Linked DNA regions of Homo sapiens: region 2 is linked to region 1. Evidence: chromatin loops called from intact Hi-C (ENCODE). Cell type or tissue: ovary. All regions are shown on one strand.

Region 1 (8,000 bases):
TTTTTAAAAACACAACTAAAAACATTACCACACCTGAAAATACTCTGGGTACTCTTTAAGTTTCAGCAACTGATAATTTTCAGTCCAAAAGATATTGAGGTGATAAAGCTCCATGAAGCTAGCTCTTTACGACTGCTGTCCTCCTACACATACCCCACATATGAACACACCTACACACTCTCTGAAGGATGGAAAGGCGCTTCTAATGAGATTTTTTGTTGTCCCATGCAAGACATGGTGCCGACAATCAGCTTTGCTGTTATCTATACTCTCAGACAAAGACTGCCAGAGACACCTGTAGTTGAACAAGTTGGGTTTTTCACAAACTGCAGTAAGGGAAAATACCTTGAAAACTCCATGAAAGTGTCATGGAGTATCTCAGAAAAGGGTTGTCAAAAACAACCCGGTATAGAATTTGGGGTTTGGTTGAGTAATTTTAGGGAGAGTCTAAGAAAACAGGGTTCTCTCCAGATTGGGTATTATCAGTAAGTGGAGGCAATCCTACTTTTGGGAATCTCGATAGGTCTTATCTGTGGGGAACACACAGCCTAGGGAGACATTAAAGCTGTCATTGGTAAAGAAGTCACTGTCACTCATTCAGCAAGAGAAGAAAATATCTGTTATTTTGTGTTGCACAGTGACCTTATTTTTGTCTCACTTTATCATGGCCTAAGAGTGACCTCGTTAGATATAGATATTCTGTGAGATTGTTTATATTCAAGAGGAAAATAACATGGCCTGGCTGTGTGTGTCAGACCAACTTGTAATAGCATTGAGGTCTAGGTGTGAATGTCAAGTCAGTCCTAAATGTCAGAGGGTACTCCTATCCTTTTTCATTGTTTTACCACTTTCCAGGGTGTGTGAGTTTACTGAATACTGCTACCTTCAGTCCTGGTTCCATACCACCTTCTCAACCTATTTTTCTGTTTGGATTATTTTTACCACTCATTATTTACAGTGTGTATGTTATGTTATATTATATTCAAGTGTTTATAAGCTTTTTAAAATCCTTTTCTAGAGAAGAAAAAAAATCATGTTTGAATGAAGAAAAACAAAGAGTATCTGAAAATGTAAGATATTCTTGCTACGTATTTATTATTGCCCACTCTATAATCAAATGCATTTTGAGTAGATATCTGGCAACATTTTACTTGTAGAGGGCAGTAAGCTGGACTGCTTTGCAATCTGTTCATTCAGTTAACAAGGAAAATTTCTCAAACTACTCTCCTCTGCTGGAACCCTCAGTAAGAAGCACATTATACTCAGTATAAACTATACCACAAAATATAACACACACACACACACACACACACACACACACACATACTCATACCTTACCAGATTAAAAATTTAACAAAACAATATTTATTCTTACTAATTGTGATGTACTCCAGTATTCTCTATTTCCTTCTATTTTTATTTCATTTTTAAAATTAAATACTGACCTTCTAAGTTGAGCTCATGACTCCCTACTGGATCTCAATCTGCATTTGAAAAAACTTACTGGGCACTAGGACATTACTTTTCACAAAACAAAATATTTGTGGATATTTCATTGAATTAATTTTGACGCTGCTGCTGTTTTTTAAAACCATGGTGGGTGTTTTGTAATAATCACCTAAAAATCTTTCTTGGCTAAATGATGGCAAATTATGTTGAATCATATAAAATACAACAAATTATTTGGAGAGAGAAATCTTAGCCTTGCCTCTTATTACTGGCTTGGCCATCACCAAGCAGAGATGACCTATGTTGGGCGTGTGTCTTCATTATGCACCAAGATTCTCATAACTGGATTTTAAACCAGATTCAGACTTTAATTATTAGCACAGAATAACTGAATTCCAATACTTGTCAAGAAGAATGACCTCTCTTCTCCCTTCCCAAAAGCTTAGCTGTCAGAAATGACTGTGAAAGGGACAGGGACAGTGGCTCACTCTTGTAATCCCAGCACTTTGGGAGGCGGAGGTGGGTGGATGGCTTGAGCCCAGGAGTTCAAGAGCAGCCTGGCCAACATGGAGAAACCTGATCTCTACCAAAAATACAAAAGTAAGCCGGGCGTGGTGGTGTGCACCTGTAATTCCAGGTACTCAGGAGGCTGAGACAGGAGAATCCCTTGAACCTGGGAGGTGGAGGCTCCGCTGAGCCAAGATCACGCCACTGCACTCCAGCCTGGGTGACAGAGGGAGACTTTGTCTCAAAAAAAAAAAAAAAAAAAAAAAAAGAAAGAAGGAAAAGAAAAAAGACATGACCGTGAAAGGATGATATTTGGAATGTATATTAAACCTAAGTCTTTCTTTGCTGACTCCCCATTTCTACCCTTATTACTGTCAACATTATTCTTTATGATCTAAATTTACCCTGACAGAGTAAATGATATTCTGAATGAAGTTTTTAAACTCACCATCAAAAGTAGACTTAAACTTGGTATTGAATATCAAGAGCAGAAGAGACCAAGAAGTTTATTTATCAATAACAGGTTAGAGATCAAAGAAGAACACAGTAGCAGGACCAAGTTGAATACTTCAGGATGGACAGCCTGGTGTGTGGGCAGGTGGGATTGTGGTAGGGTTGGTAATGTAAATTAACAAAGGAAGGGGGGTGTTGGTAATTGAGATTAATAAGGAAGGGGCATTATTACTCTGGAGGCTAGGGGAGCCATGCCAGGTGTATTAGTCCATTTTCACACTGCTATAAAGACATACCTGAGGCTGGGTAATTTTTAAAGGAAAGAAGTTTAATTGACTCACAGGTCCACATGACTGGGGAAGCCTCAGAAAACTTACAATCATGGTGGAAGGCAAAGGAGAAGCAAGTACCTTCTTCACAAGGCAGCAGGAAAGAGAGAAGAGAAAATGAAGGCGGAAGATCCCCTTATAAAACTGTCAGACCTTGTGAAAACTTGTTCACTGTCATGAGAATAACACGGGGGAAACTGCCCCCATGATCCAATCACTTCCCTTCCTCCACACATGGGGATTACAATTCGAGATGAGATTTGGATGGAGACACAAAGCCAAACCATATCACTGAGGAAACCTGACTAGACAGGACAACTCGTTGAGAGTGGAGTAGCATCAGGGTACTGCCCATCCCTGCTAGGGTGAGCACGGTGACAGACTGTGGACCCAATACCCTGGATTGCCCATTGCCAAATCACCTGAGGAGAGCAATTCAATTTTAACTAATCATTTTTGCAAGCTTAGTTGTTCTAGCTGCTGAAAAAAAAAGCACGAGTCTCTTTAAAAGGAATAAAATTCTGACACATGCTATAACATGGATAAACCTTGAAACATTATGATAAGTGAAATAAATCCATTACAAAAGGACAAATATTGTATGCTTCTATTTACATGAGGTACCTAGAATAGTCAAATTCACAGACAGAGAAAGTAAAATAGTGGTTACTAGGGACTGGGAGGAGGCTAGAATGGGGAGCTGGTGTTTAATGGGTATAGAATTTCAGCTTGGAAAGATTAAAAAGTTTTAGAGATGAGTACTGATGATAGTTGCACAAGGATGCCACTTAATGCCACTGAATTGTATACTTTAAAATGATTATAATGGTAAATTTTATGTAATATATATATTGCTACAATTTTTTAAAAGAGTGTGGGTCCAGGCTGGGTGCGGTGGCTCACGCCTGTAATCCCAGCAGTTTGGGAGTCCGAGGCGAGTGGATTACCTGAGGTCAGGAGTTTGAGACCAGCCTGGCCAACATGGGGAAACCCCATTTCTACTAAAAGTATAAAAATTGACATATGATATGATATGATATGATATGATATGACATATCATATCATAATTTGTAAATTAAATACAAAGTAGGAGGTAATAAGTGCCAGAAAAAAGAAAAATATATGCTGTTTGAGTTTAGAATCAAGAACCTGAAGTGTGTGTGTGTGTGTGTGTACAAAGGGAGAATTAATTTGAGAAAGTTCCAAGTAATTATATTTTAAATATATATACTGAACACTTACATTATATATAAAGCACATATCTATTGTGCATTTTGTACTTTTTGCTTACAAAATTATATTATGACCTAAATAAATGAAATAGTCTTCTCTTTGTCTGCATTCTTATTGAGATCCAAGTCAACATAGTTGCTTAAAGACAGTTCTCAAACTTTTGATGACAGTAAAATTATGACATATGAGTCAGGAAAGATTAAGGAATACAGTATAAAGTGACCCTGTGCAACACTGGCGTGGATGTGGGAAGGGCTGGAGTTCAAGACCCACATTTGCGTAGCCTTGGGCACTATCTCACCAGGCCCCCATTATCTTATCTACAATATAACTAGTTTGGGCTAGATAACTTTCTAGCTCTGTCAGTCTCTGATTCTAGGGAGTAAAATAGTCTTAGCTGTGTTATGAATCCATCTATCTCCTTCACCGTAGCAATCACCAGCTTCCTTGGCCAATTGTTGCTGTGTCTCCGCACCCACCCACACTAGTGTCGCAAATCCCCAGACATATCATTTCATCTGCTTTTCCTTACCAGAAGAAATGAAGAAAGAAAAAGTGTTTTAACTTGGTGCACCACAATGTCACATTTGCTCCTCTATAGAAATGTGAGGAGAAAGAGTTTTCGTTTAATGGTGTAATTGCAAATGGACAACAGTTTTAGAAAACAGGAGTAATTTTAAGAGGCATGATAACCAGCTTCATAGTAAAGAAACAGTAAAAAGTAAAAACATGATTTTTCTCAGAGTATTCTTCACATTTAAAAATAGTTCTCTGCGGCCTTTTGGCAGCTCAAAGTGAAGAAATTCTTATGAATGAGCTGGGGAATCAAAGAGAGAATGTGTGAGCCACAGGCAGAAAGCAAGTTCCATTCTAGCAGCAGTTGGCCACAATCTGCTTTTCTGCTTGGGCCTCAGCTTTTGGACAGCTGTGTGCCTGAGACTGCAAGGTCATTTCTGGCCTTGCCAATGTTGCTTTCAGCTCTTGAGCTTTGGGCTGATTTGTTACACAACAATCACTAACCAACACAGAAGAAAATGCAAAATCTCCAATCCTGATATTAGACAATATTCTGTCAACAAAATGACCACTTATTATTAATAATAATGTAATAATTAAATCCCCTATATGTATTTCTTCAGGTCACTTTTACCTGAGTGGGTGGTGAAGAAGGAGGCTGAGTGAGCAGGAGACTTGGCCATATATGGTTAGAGCTGGTAGTTGGGGTTACGTGGCTGCCAAGCTTTCTGCTATGGACATTCTGTTTTTCCCTGCATGGCAGCAGCTAGAGTCCTAGCCCAGAAGTCAGAGGATGTTTACTCTAATTCTGTCTCTGCCACTTGCTGGTTGTGTGAACTTTGGCTACTCTCTAGACCTCTCTGGCCTCAGTTTCCTCATTCATAAAAAATACTGGCTATAATAATCCCTACCTGGCTGGCCTGCCCACTTCATTGGCGGGATCGAGTAAGATGATGATAGGAACACACAGTGAATACTGAAAGATAGTCATACACATACACACTCATGAGATGACGTGAGGATGTGATGTAGGATCTCAACTGAATACACTATAGTTTTGCCTGGACTATTCAAAATATCTGATAATATTTTCTGTTAAAAAAAAGTCAGTGTTTAGTATATGATGCCAAATCCTGGACTTCATTTTACAAAATAAATAAAGTTTTGTGTATGATAGTATATGTAATCAATGCTATAAACGGATTAATAATTGGCTAACCCTGGATAACCAATTACTCTGCTTCATAGGTGAAGTGACTGAGACTCTGAGAGATTAAGTAACTTCTCAAGGGCAACAGTTACTAAGCAGTAGAGCCAGAACTTATACCCAGGGACCCTTTCCATTATATCCCAGCAAGGTTTCTCAAAAAGATTGAAGGCAAGTTGGCCTCAAAGGCACACTTACATCACTGACTCTGAGAAGGTAGCTTTATGTGGGATGACGCCCAGGCATCTTCACAAGAACAAAGCAGGAAGCAAATCCCTTCAGCCAGGGAGTTTTGGAGATCTTTTTGTTTCTCTTCTTTGCCTGCACTAAAGAGCTGGTGAATAAACCATGGGGTTGGCAGGCAGTACTTGAAGGCACCATTGACTTCACAGTGAATGAATACTAGAGGTATCTTGGGTCTGGGCAGAGGGAGACCCCACGGATGGTGGTGGATGAGATTGTACTGATTTGGGGCCTCCCAGCCAGCACATGCACATAGCAGAGGAACATGGCTGAAGCTTCTTGTGTGTCACATCCCTGTCTGAAACATAACTGTCCAGACTGTAAGAAAGTGTTCTGTATGATGGTATTTTTCAGGTGTTTATGTTTTTGTGGTGGTGGTGGAGAGAAATATTATGCTTGAACCAAATAGAATCACGTCTCTCCTTCTTAGTCCTCTCTTCAAGCCCTTCCTCCCCCAACTCACCCCACCTTGCCAGTTGCATTTGTGAACTTGAGTAGCTCTCAATTCAATTATCAACAAGTGATAATACTTTAAGTGTTAAGTTGAATTTTAAAATGCATTCAAAATTATTAATACATAAGAATCACAAGAGCATATACATTTTAGCCTCAGCAGCTTAGGTAATTAGATAGATGGTTAATCCAAAAGGGACCAAAACTAAAGGTACAAGAAGTAGATAAATGATCCTGTCTTGTATTTTTTCTTTTTTTTCATAAAAATGAATTTTTAATTTCATGAGTATTAAAAAGAAAACCCAAACCTGTCACATTTCCCTCCTACTCATACAAACAGTTTTCAAAAGAGATTCTTCAAATTTTACATTTTTTCCATTCTGGCTCATTCTTTGCTTCCTCATCATCAGATTCAACTTGGCCAAACATGATTCTGGGCTGAGTCTTGGAATGTGTTGGAGAAACCCAATATGGGTTGTCTTCTGCGCTTTGGCATGATGCAAAATGGCTTCCCAAGGATTACGGTCGTCAGTCTTGTCCAAAGCAATGTTCTTCACAATATAGAAAGAAAGAGTGCCCTTGTGGGTCCCACCACAACCTGGGTCTGCTACAGGAGGTTCAGGTTTATGCAACTTCAGGGGATCCAGTCTGTCCTTCTCTAGCTGTTTCCTTGTACTCCGTTCGTGGGGCTCACAGAACATAGGCAAGACATGAGGGGCGATGATGTAGTCCTGGGTTAGTGTCTCAGCTTGTTTTGCCTCCCACTGGTTATTTGTTTGTTAGAAAAGCCAGCATAAAGCACTTTTATTGCAATAACAAAACTTGAAACCCATATATGGTGCCGGGGTGGGTGAGGCAGCAATGATTTCTCTCACCCAACCACTACACAGGACAGCAAAGGGGGTGAGAAGGGCCTGAGGGAGGAAAAGCTAGGAAACTGAAATCAGCAGTGAGAGCCAAGCATGAAAAAACAGGAGATGCTGAAGCTGCGATGACCAGCATTATTTTCTTAAGAGAACATTCAAGGATTTGTCATGATGCCTGGGCTTTCATTGGGTGTTAAGTCACAAACAGCACCTACAATTTAAACTGTCAATTAAAGTTTTTAAAATTTAGGAAGTGGTGGAGCTTGGAAAGTTATGAGATTACAAAATTCCTGAAAGTCCACTAGAAAAACCACAGGATGGAAAAATAAATAAATACATAAGCCAGGCCACAAAGAAGACTTCAGAGGTCCCCACTGGCCTAGGGACAGACCTGTAGTGTCCAGCATGGCAGTGAACATGATCTGCTTTCAAAGGCATAGGGTTTAAGGGGACGGTGGGGTGAGACCAGTGGAAGCAAAGGCTCTCCCCATCCCCACCTCAGTTTGAGGTAGGGCTTTTAATTTAACCTAAGGACATCTCTCAACGTGGAGAATAATTGAGCCCTCAACAGTGCCTCAAATCTGCTATGGCTTTGCAGCGCAGCAGAAAGAATGTTTAATATATAATAGATTAAAATTTCATCCAAAAAAATTAAAATAAAATATTCTTGCAACCCCCACCCCCGCCCCACACCAATTCCTATTCTAAAGTTAACCTATCACTTGTGCTGTTAATACTTGACCA
Region 2 (8,000 bases), 500 kb before region 1:
CTTAATTTTCTAAGTTGAAGGTAGAGCAAAAGTGAGCTTATCTCTGGAACTCTACCCAGACTGACCTTCAAGAAAGCCCACGGAAATAAAGTCTTAGCTGTTTCCTTTGTGCTCCCTTTCTTCTCTCAGCCCCAGAACCCTCTTATTCCTGAACACGTCCACCAATATCCTCAGGGCCCCTCACAGAGAAGGCTGACCAGACCCAGAAACCAGCTTGTTACCCTACTTCCTCACAGCATCACTCTTCTTTAGGATTTCTAACCAACATGATATAGCCTTATGCCTCTTGTTAAGAATGCCCATTGTTACATGGGAATAAATTTTGGAGGGTTTCCACTGAGCAGGTGGGTTTCAGATAAACATGGGCCCTTGCACCTCTCTTCATGCGGGTAAAATCTGCCCCACCTAGTTAGTCATGGCATTTACTCAATCCTGATCTCTTTTCTCCTCCCCTTTCTACCACTTCCCAAGATGTATTTATTTGCCCTGATATTGCCTGTATTAGTCTGTTTTCACACTGCTGATAAAGACATACCCAAGACTGGGCAATTTACAAAAGAAAGAGGTTTAATTGGACTTACAGTTCCACATGGCTGGGGAAGCCTCACAATTATGGTGGAAGGCAAGGAAGAACAAGTCATGTCTTACATGGATGGCAGCAGGCAAAGAGAGCTTATGCAGGGGAACTCCTCTTTTTAAATCCATCAGATCTCGTGAGACTTATTCAGTATCACGAAAACAGCACAGGAAAGACTTGCCCCCATGATTCAATTACCTCTCACCAGGTCCCTCCCACAAGTTCCACAGGTTCCCTTCCCACTTGGGAATTCAAGACAAGATTTGAATGGGGGCACAGCCAAACCATATCATTGCCTAATTGTATTTTTCTTCTTGCTGGATTATTAAAGAGCCTCAGTATCATCTTTAAATGTTATTAGCTTAATAAGAATGAGAATGTGAGACTGTCAACATTAAATCAAAGAAGTGTTTTGCTTCGCTTTGTTTCATGTGATGGGACTATATCTAGAAGGCGTGATAAAAGGAGGGTAGCCCATTTAATTATACATCATAAATTGTTACCAGACATTTGGAATTAGGAAAAGTACATCAGGAATTACAAGGGCCAGCACATGTGAAAAAGGCTTAATTGAGACCATGAATTTGGAAATAGCTAAAGAGGCAGTTTATCTTACTGCTATTATATCTTCTAGTGTTGTTATGCTCTGGATTGGCTTGAATCACATAAAAATGGTTCTAAAAGGGATATGGAATCCATGTTTTATGAGTAGAGATTAAGTTATTTATTTGATATTCCATCACATAAATTTGGGAGCTAGACAAATCTGCATTCAAATCCCAGATCTCCCATTTGCTGTGAGAATCTGGCCAAGAAAGTTCATCCACCTCTAAAATAAGCATAAGAACACCAACCTCCAAGTTTTTCGTAAAAATTAACTTATGTAAGATACATCATACACATAGCAGTTTGTAGCACATATTAAGCTTTCAGCAGGTGGTAATGATTACCACCACTAAAATAATAGTAATAACATTTTCACCCCTCTTTGCTTTCTCAAACACTTCTCTAGATTCTAATCAGACAAACTTACCTTGAAAGCAGATATCAGCAACCTGGAATATTGTGGCAAAGGCAGCCCAGAAATTGTATCAGACATTGTACTTCCAGTGTCTTCCACTAACGTGCAAAAGTGTGCTCAGTGTATCCTGGGCCACCCTCCTCTTCATATCACCCTCCTACCACCGGGTCTCCTGAGTCCTCCTCTCCTTCCAGCAAACCCATCCATGCATACCATCCTCTGCCCTGCCCCAGTGTTACTCCTTCTCTCACCCTCCCCTCTTTAATCAAAACTCTCTTTCCTTCAGGATGGTTATATTCTTTGTGTGCTAGGACAAAAGTACCAGCAGTTTCCTCATCAGCCAACTGAGAGAGTAAATGAAAAGCTCCCAACTGCGCCAAGCCCTCATGTGGCCTCAGTAAATGTGAGTGCTCATCCCTCTTGTGTAAGATAGGAGATCCGTACAGGTTTACCTCTAAAACCCTGGGATTACACAGAAATTTAGAGCAAAGTATGAAGCCAGGGTAGTTTGTATGCTGGCAGAAAAGTTTTCTTAACCACTTTCTCCCCAACCCACACACCTCAACTAATCTTTATTTGGTAGACTATGATATATTTAAAGATATCTGAAGAAACTGTGTCACCACCCAGCCAACACAAAAAAGCCAAAACACTATCAAAATCCTCACCAGCCCACTTCCGAATAGTGGCTGGCCCCTGCTCCCCATACAAATATTGCTAGAGTATTTAAAAATAGAGTTAGCACCTGTTAAGGATGTTTGTGGACAGTCCAAGAAAACGTAGATCAGCTTCATCCTGGAAGGACCCTTGACCAAAAGCTGTGACCTCAAGCATGACAAGCTTTTTTGAGCAGAACTAAGAGCAAGATAGGCACCCCGTAACTAAGAGCAGCGTGGGTACCCCAGGGTAAGTATTCTGGTAACATTTGCTGAATTCAGGCTGGAGCAGTGACCTGATCGAGAGGTGGCATTTGCCATTAAGGCAGATTTGGAATTTGATGGGCTGGTTTGTCAAGCAAAGGACCATCCATGGGACTGATGGCTCCGTAAGAACCTAGTAATGGAATTATGTGCCTGGGATACACAGCTGGCAATTATATTCTCCACTTCAGGCAGCAATAAAGATAAAGTGCTTTATAATGTATTCATTCATTTCAATACAGTCAGTAGTGATGTTAGAATGGGGTTCCTATCAAGAAAAGGCAGAACTGCATTTGAGAAGGAAAAATGTGCTTTCTTAAAGAGATTATTTTAGAAAACACATGAATGTACATCAGAAATTTCATTAAATAAGTCAATTTGGCAGGTGATCCTAATGGGCTACTGGAAAAGGGGAATTAGAGCAATTGAAACAGCGGAAACAAATGAGCTACAGGTGTGCCTTCTTGTTGTCTCTGTTCTCATTTGGATTATTACAGGCTATGTCAAATACATTTTGAAAAGTTTGTAGTGTATCATCCCAATAATTATATCTGGAGTGTCTAGAAAGCATTGACTAGTTATATGATGGGGAGCTTAAGAGAGGAAATGTGGTTTCTGGGTTGTCCTCTCATAGGCTCAGCAGCTTCTTGATACTTCCCCTTATCCCAAGGCTGTCCTCCCCTCCTCTACCCAGGAGGAGATGAGTCACACAGGGAAAGAAAAGGACTCCTAATGCAAGAGGAAAAACACTGAGATAACCCCCAGGGAGGGGCGCTGTCCACAAGAGGCTGTGCTGATGCTCATAAAGAAGTTAGACCTGTGAAGGCACAAAGCTGCACTCCTAGCCTTGACCTCTTGCCAATATCAAAAAATGTTGTCTTTTAGGATGATGTGAATTTAAAGCTAACTCATAATCTTCCCCCTCAATTCCCAAATTAGCCTCTTTTTTGAATTTGCCTGTTTCACTAATTTAACTAACACATATTTATTGATAATTTACTATGTGCCAGGCACTGTATTAGGTGCTGAGGATAAAGCCATTAAAAAGGACAAAGTCTTGTCCATACACCCTTACATGCTAGTCAGAAAAAAATGACTTAATATATGATATATCGTCAGGAAGGATATAGTCAGGGAAGTCTTTCTAACCAGGGTACATTTTAGCCATCTCTATAGCTTAAGCTCCCTATCTCTATGAACCTGCAAGAATTTTTAGGAAAAGTAACATTTTGAAATATAGTGTATTAATTGAAAATGCCCATTTTTACAGGCATAAATGAGTGGAGAGGGCCAGGTAGGGGCTGAAAGTGAAGAAGCAAGGGAGGTGGGTCTCTGGAGGAAGAATGTTCAGAACAGAGGAATTGACAGGTGCAAAGGCCTTGAGTAGGGGTGATGCTTGCTTTGCTTAAGGAATAGCAAGGAGACCTGTGTGGCTGGAGAAAAGTGAGCAAGGTGGGATGGGAGGCAAGGCATGTCTCCCAGTTCTTATTCCCCTCCAGGTTGGAAACTGCAGGTAAACTACAGTATCTTTTACTCCTTCCACCTTTCTTTCATCCAGCTACATTTGCTTATCTTTTCTAAACAATGATTCTCTAAAATCATCCCTTCCCTACTTCCCCTTCCTCTCTCAACTTAAATCAGCCTCCAGTCACTTTATATCCAGATTATTCATGAGCCTCCTAACTGGCTTTCCAGCCTCTTGCATCTTCAACTGCTCCAATTACTTTACTAAGCTTCCAGATTAATCTTCCTAGAGCATTGCTTTTATCACATCTTTTCTTTCCCTGCATAAAAATGGCTTAGCATTAGCTGTAGGATAAAGCAGAAGCTCTTTAGCCCACCCCCGCCTCAATCTGGACCAAATCTCATCACCCTATGATCCATTCCCACCTTTCCAACTCCAGTGGCCTCCCCGCATTGTGCCATACTCTGTGTAATCACTCTCAACCTTGAAGCCCAGACTAAGACACATGTTAGCCTACACTGTGTGACCCAGCCAGAAACAGACTATCCCCTTTCTTTAACAGTTGGAGCACTAAGTCACACACACACACACACACACACACACACACACACACACACACACAAAATGTACTGTTTAATATACAGCAGATATATTGCTTCCTTCTTTAGTCCTGGCTCACCAATTGGACCAAATTCATTGCAACCGGGAGCCATGTCTTAAACATCCTGTACATCATTTGAGTCCATATATGTATATGCCATAATCTATATAATATGTGGATGATAAATATTAACAAACAAAGACTTCTGGGTTGTCAGGCATTGAACTGGGTAAGAAAAAATGAAATAAAATGACCATATTGTGTCCTTAAAGCCCTTTCTTTTTTGCAGGGAAAAGGCACTGTTTAGTGCAAGATCATTTTCCTCTTAATGGGAGCAATAGTAAGGTCAGAAACATGGTCATAAAAATCTTATTTAGCTCATCCCCTATGCTCAGTAGCTAGTTAGCCAGCTATCTAACATATTTATTTCAATCACTGAGCATATGTAACTATAAACTCTCTAGGGAATATTATCAACATGGTAGAACCAAATGTGGAAATGTGGGCACCTACATGGGCCTCTAATACGTAAGGCTAAAAGATCTGAAAAGCCTTATAAAAGTGAGAACAAGATATATTTCTTCAATCCTCCAAACCACTGTTAAAAGCTAGGCAATAGCAATATTTTGTCCACACACAGAAGGTTCACATGGGTACAATAAAAACAGAGCAAGGTTCATAAATCCTGCTTTGTTATGGAGAAAATATAAAAATTGCATTCTTAAATAGAAAGGTTTTCAACAAGAGGCTAATGTAAAATTTCTTTTCAGCTTTGGATGCCTGATGGCCTTGCACAGATTTGCCCAACAGAGTTGAACTGTCTGGACAGTGTTTTATGTGGGTGCTTTCAAGTTAGCACCTGCCAGCTTCTTTAAAGTCCTGTCTTTCACAATAATAACCACAATACAGTTAAAAATAATGGATGCAGGAATTCTGTATTCCATTCATATTCACTTGCTTTCAGCAGGATGAAGCACTTGAAGGGAAGGCGGTGCATCTCTCCTCTCGCTTTCCACCCACCTTTATCCTGGAAATTCAGACTGCCCTGTTGCTATTCACATGAAGCCTCAGTACAAGCCTTGCTCATAGCAAAAGAAGGCACAGGCCTTACTTGACATTATACGCAGAAACCCTGATATCCTACAGGACCTCCTAATGGCTGAAGCCTAGAATACCATTATGAGTGCAATCTCTGCAGCTTCCTTCCTTCTCTGTGAAATTGCAAGAATTTGGGGAAAGGATAATACTTTAAGCTGTAAATTATATCTTAATGCAAAGGTTAAAATCCTAGTGTTTACAGGGCTAGATAGGAGGAGGGGACTAAACAGCCTAACTCACCTCCAGCCAAAAGGATTCATGTAACATGAGCCCAATGCCTTCTGACTTTAAGAGAAGCCAGAAATCCAGATATTTGTGTGAAATCACCCAATTTTTTTTTAAATGATGACAACTGACTGATTTTCTATGATGCTGTACAGATCAAACCAAACCCACCTTCAGGCTAGCAGCAAAACATGTTTGCAACCTTCCTCAGCACAGCCAAGGCATGAAAGAAGAGGAGAAAAGCTAGCACCCACTTGGTGGCAAAGGAAGGAAGGTGGGGGTGGGAGGCTCTAGGAAGAAGCCAAAGGTCCAATAGTGAGTTAAGCAGCTTTGCCAAAGATGAGCTCTGCAGCAGCTTGCCTTTACCCCAGCATGGAGAGTGGAGGAAGGGACCAACCACACAGCGATCCTCTGGAAAGACCTCCAAGCAACAACTTTGTCCCTATCCCATCTACTTCTATTCTACCCTCCCATCAGGCCCCCGTTATGACTTTCATGGGTCCTAGGCACTTTTGCCTTCACGGGTGACTTCCTCCCTAAATATATAAAATATTTTATGGCTATGCTGGTATAAAGACAAATACTATTCAGGCTAGATCATATTCATTTTTTCCTTATGATTTTAAAAGATATTTTCTTAGGTCCCTGAAAATATCATGGGCCTTAGATCCTGGCCTATTGAGCCTAAAGGCTAAAGCTGGCCCTACCTCCAGCTGGGTGGTGCTTGGCTTCAACACTGGATGAAAGCTCTCATTACTTAGCAGCTGATGTTTTTCACTGTAAATATGGCAAATCACTCGCCATGTTGGGAGGTAACCGTAATATTGTGGACATAGCATGGGCTGAAGTCAGACTGCAAAAGTTCAAATCCCAGTTCTGCCATTTATAATTTAAGTGACTTTAGGCAAATCATTTAACTTCTCTGTGGCTTGATTTCCACAACCATGAAACAAGAATGATAATAGTACCTACTTGAGAATTGCTATGATGATTAAATGAGTTAATACATGTAAAATGCTTACAATGGTACCTAGAAATAGTAGAAAATAGATGTTAGCTATTTCTGTGTTCTGTAGTTTCCCCACGACTGATTGACTTTATGGTTTTGGATATTGATAAAATTATTGAGTTAACACATAAGTACTCTTGAAGAGCTGACCCTTCTGAGGTCTTGAAGGCAATAACTTCATTGTGATTTCCCAAAGATAACCTAGTTGCACAAAATTCAACAGACGGATGAAAGTCCATGCAGGCTTGCCTCAGCTAGCTTTTAGTTGTATCTTACATTCTTCCTGTTAGCTTCCTGAGTGCCCCCATTTGTCTATAAAAGAAATTCAAAGTGAAGACTTGAGCATAAAACCTTGTCCAGGGGGCGGGGGGCGGTGGCTCACGCCTGTAATCCCAGCACTTTGGCAGGCTGAGGCAGGCGGATCACTTGAGGTCAGGAGTTGGGAGGCTGAGGTGGGTGGATCACTTGAGGTCAGGAATTCAAGACCAGCCCAGCCAACATGGCAAAGCCCATCTCTACTAAAAATACAAAAATAAGCCCAGCGTGGTGGCATGCACCTATAGTCCCATCTACTCAGGAGGCGAAGGTGGGAAAATCGCTTGAATCCAGGAGGCGGAGGTTGCAGTGAGCTGAGGTTGCATTGCACCATTGCACTCCAGCCTGGGTGACAGAGTGAGACTCTACCTCAAACAAACAAACAAAACTTGTTCCAGGGATTCTAAAGAAATGTGCTCTTTCAATAAATATGCTTTGCATTCATCAATAAAGTGCCTAGCAGCTTTCAAAGCTCAAACATTATATAATGAGATAACACACTCAAAGCATCCAAAGACAAGAGAGAATGTTAGAAAACTTCATGACACTGGGAGGCCCCAGAGTGTCAATCTTCCCTATTGTACTAGAATAATTATCACTAATGATCTGTTATGATCCACAGAATTGCAAGGCGGAAGAGCCTCTCCATTCATTCTTATTGGCTGAAGACACTAAGGCCGAGAAAATTCAGTTGTTTCCTCAAGGTCACGTAGATTAGTCTCCTGTTTTCCTCTGTGGCTACCCCAGCCATTTCTGTTATCATTTTTTT

Evidence for each region. Peaks named below come from ENCODE experiments on the same cell type or tissue, not always from the same donor. Only the 100,000 strongest peaks of a DNase experiment are listed, where the experiment ranks them.
Region 2: a loop joins it to region 1, with 3 times the contacts of the local background. A loop is called at or near these places in 10 of 110 quality-filtered maps.

The regions. Positions count from the first base shown.
Region 1 is chr3:149,455,428-149,463,427 of GRCh38, forward strand. It overlaps the pseudogene FKBP1AP4. Among named protein-coding and RNA genes, the nearest start is that of TM4SF4, 15 kb to the right of the region's middle. In ovary, no CTCF peak of the experiment used is centred here; a DNase peak (open chromatin) is centred at 4,884; H3K27ac peaks cover 640 bases.
Region 2 is chr3:148,959,466-148,967,465 of GRCh38, forward strand. No RefSeq gene overlaps it. Among named protein-coding and RNA genes, the nearest start is that of GYG1, 28 kb to the right of the region's middle. In ovary, no CTCF peak of the experiment used is centred here; a DNase peak (open chromatin) is centred at 3,266.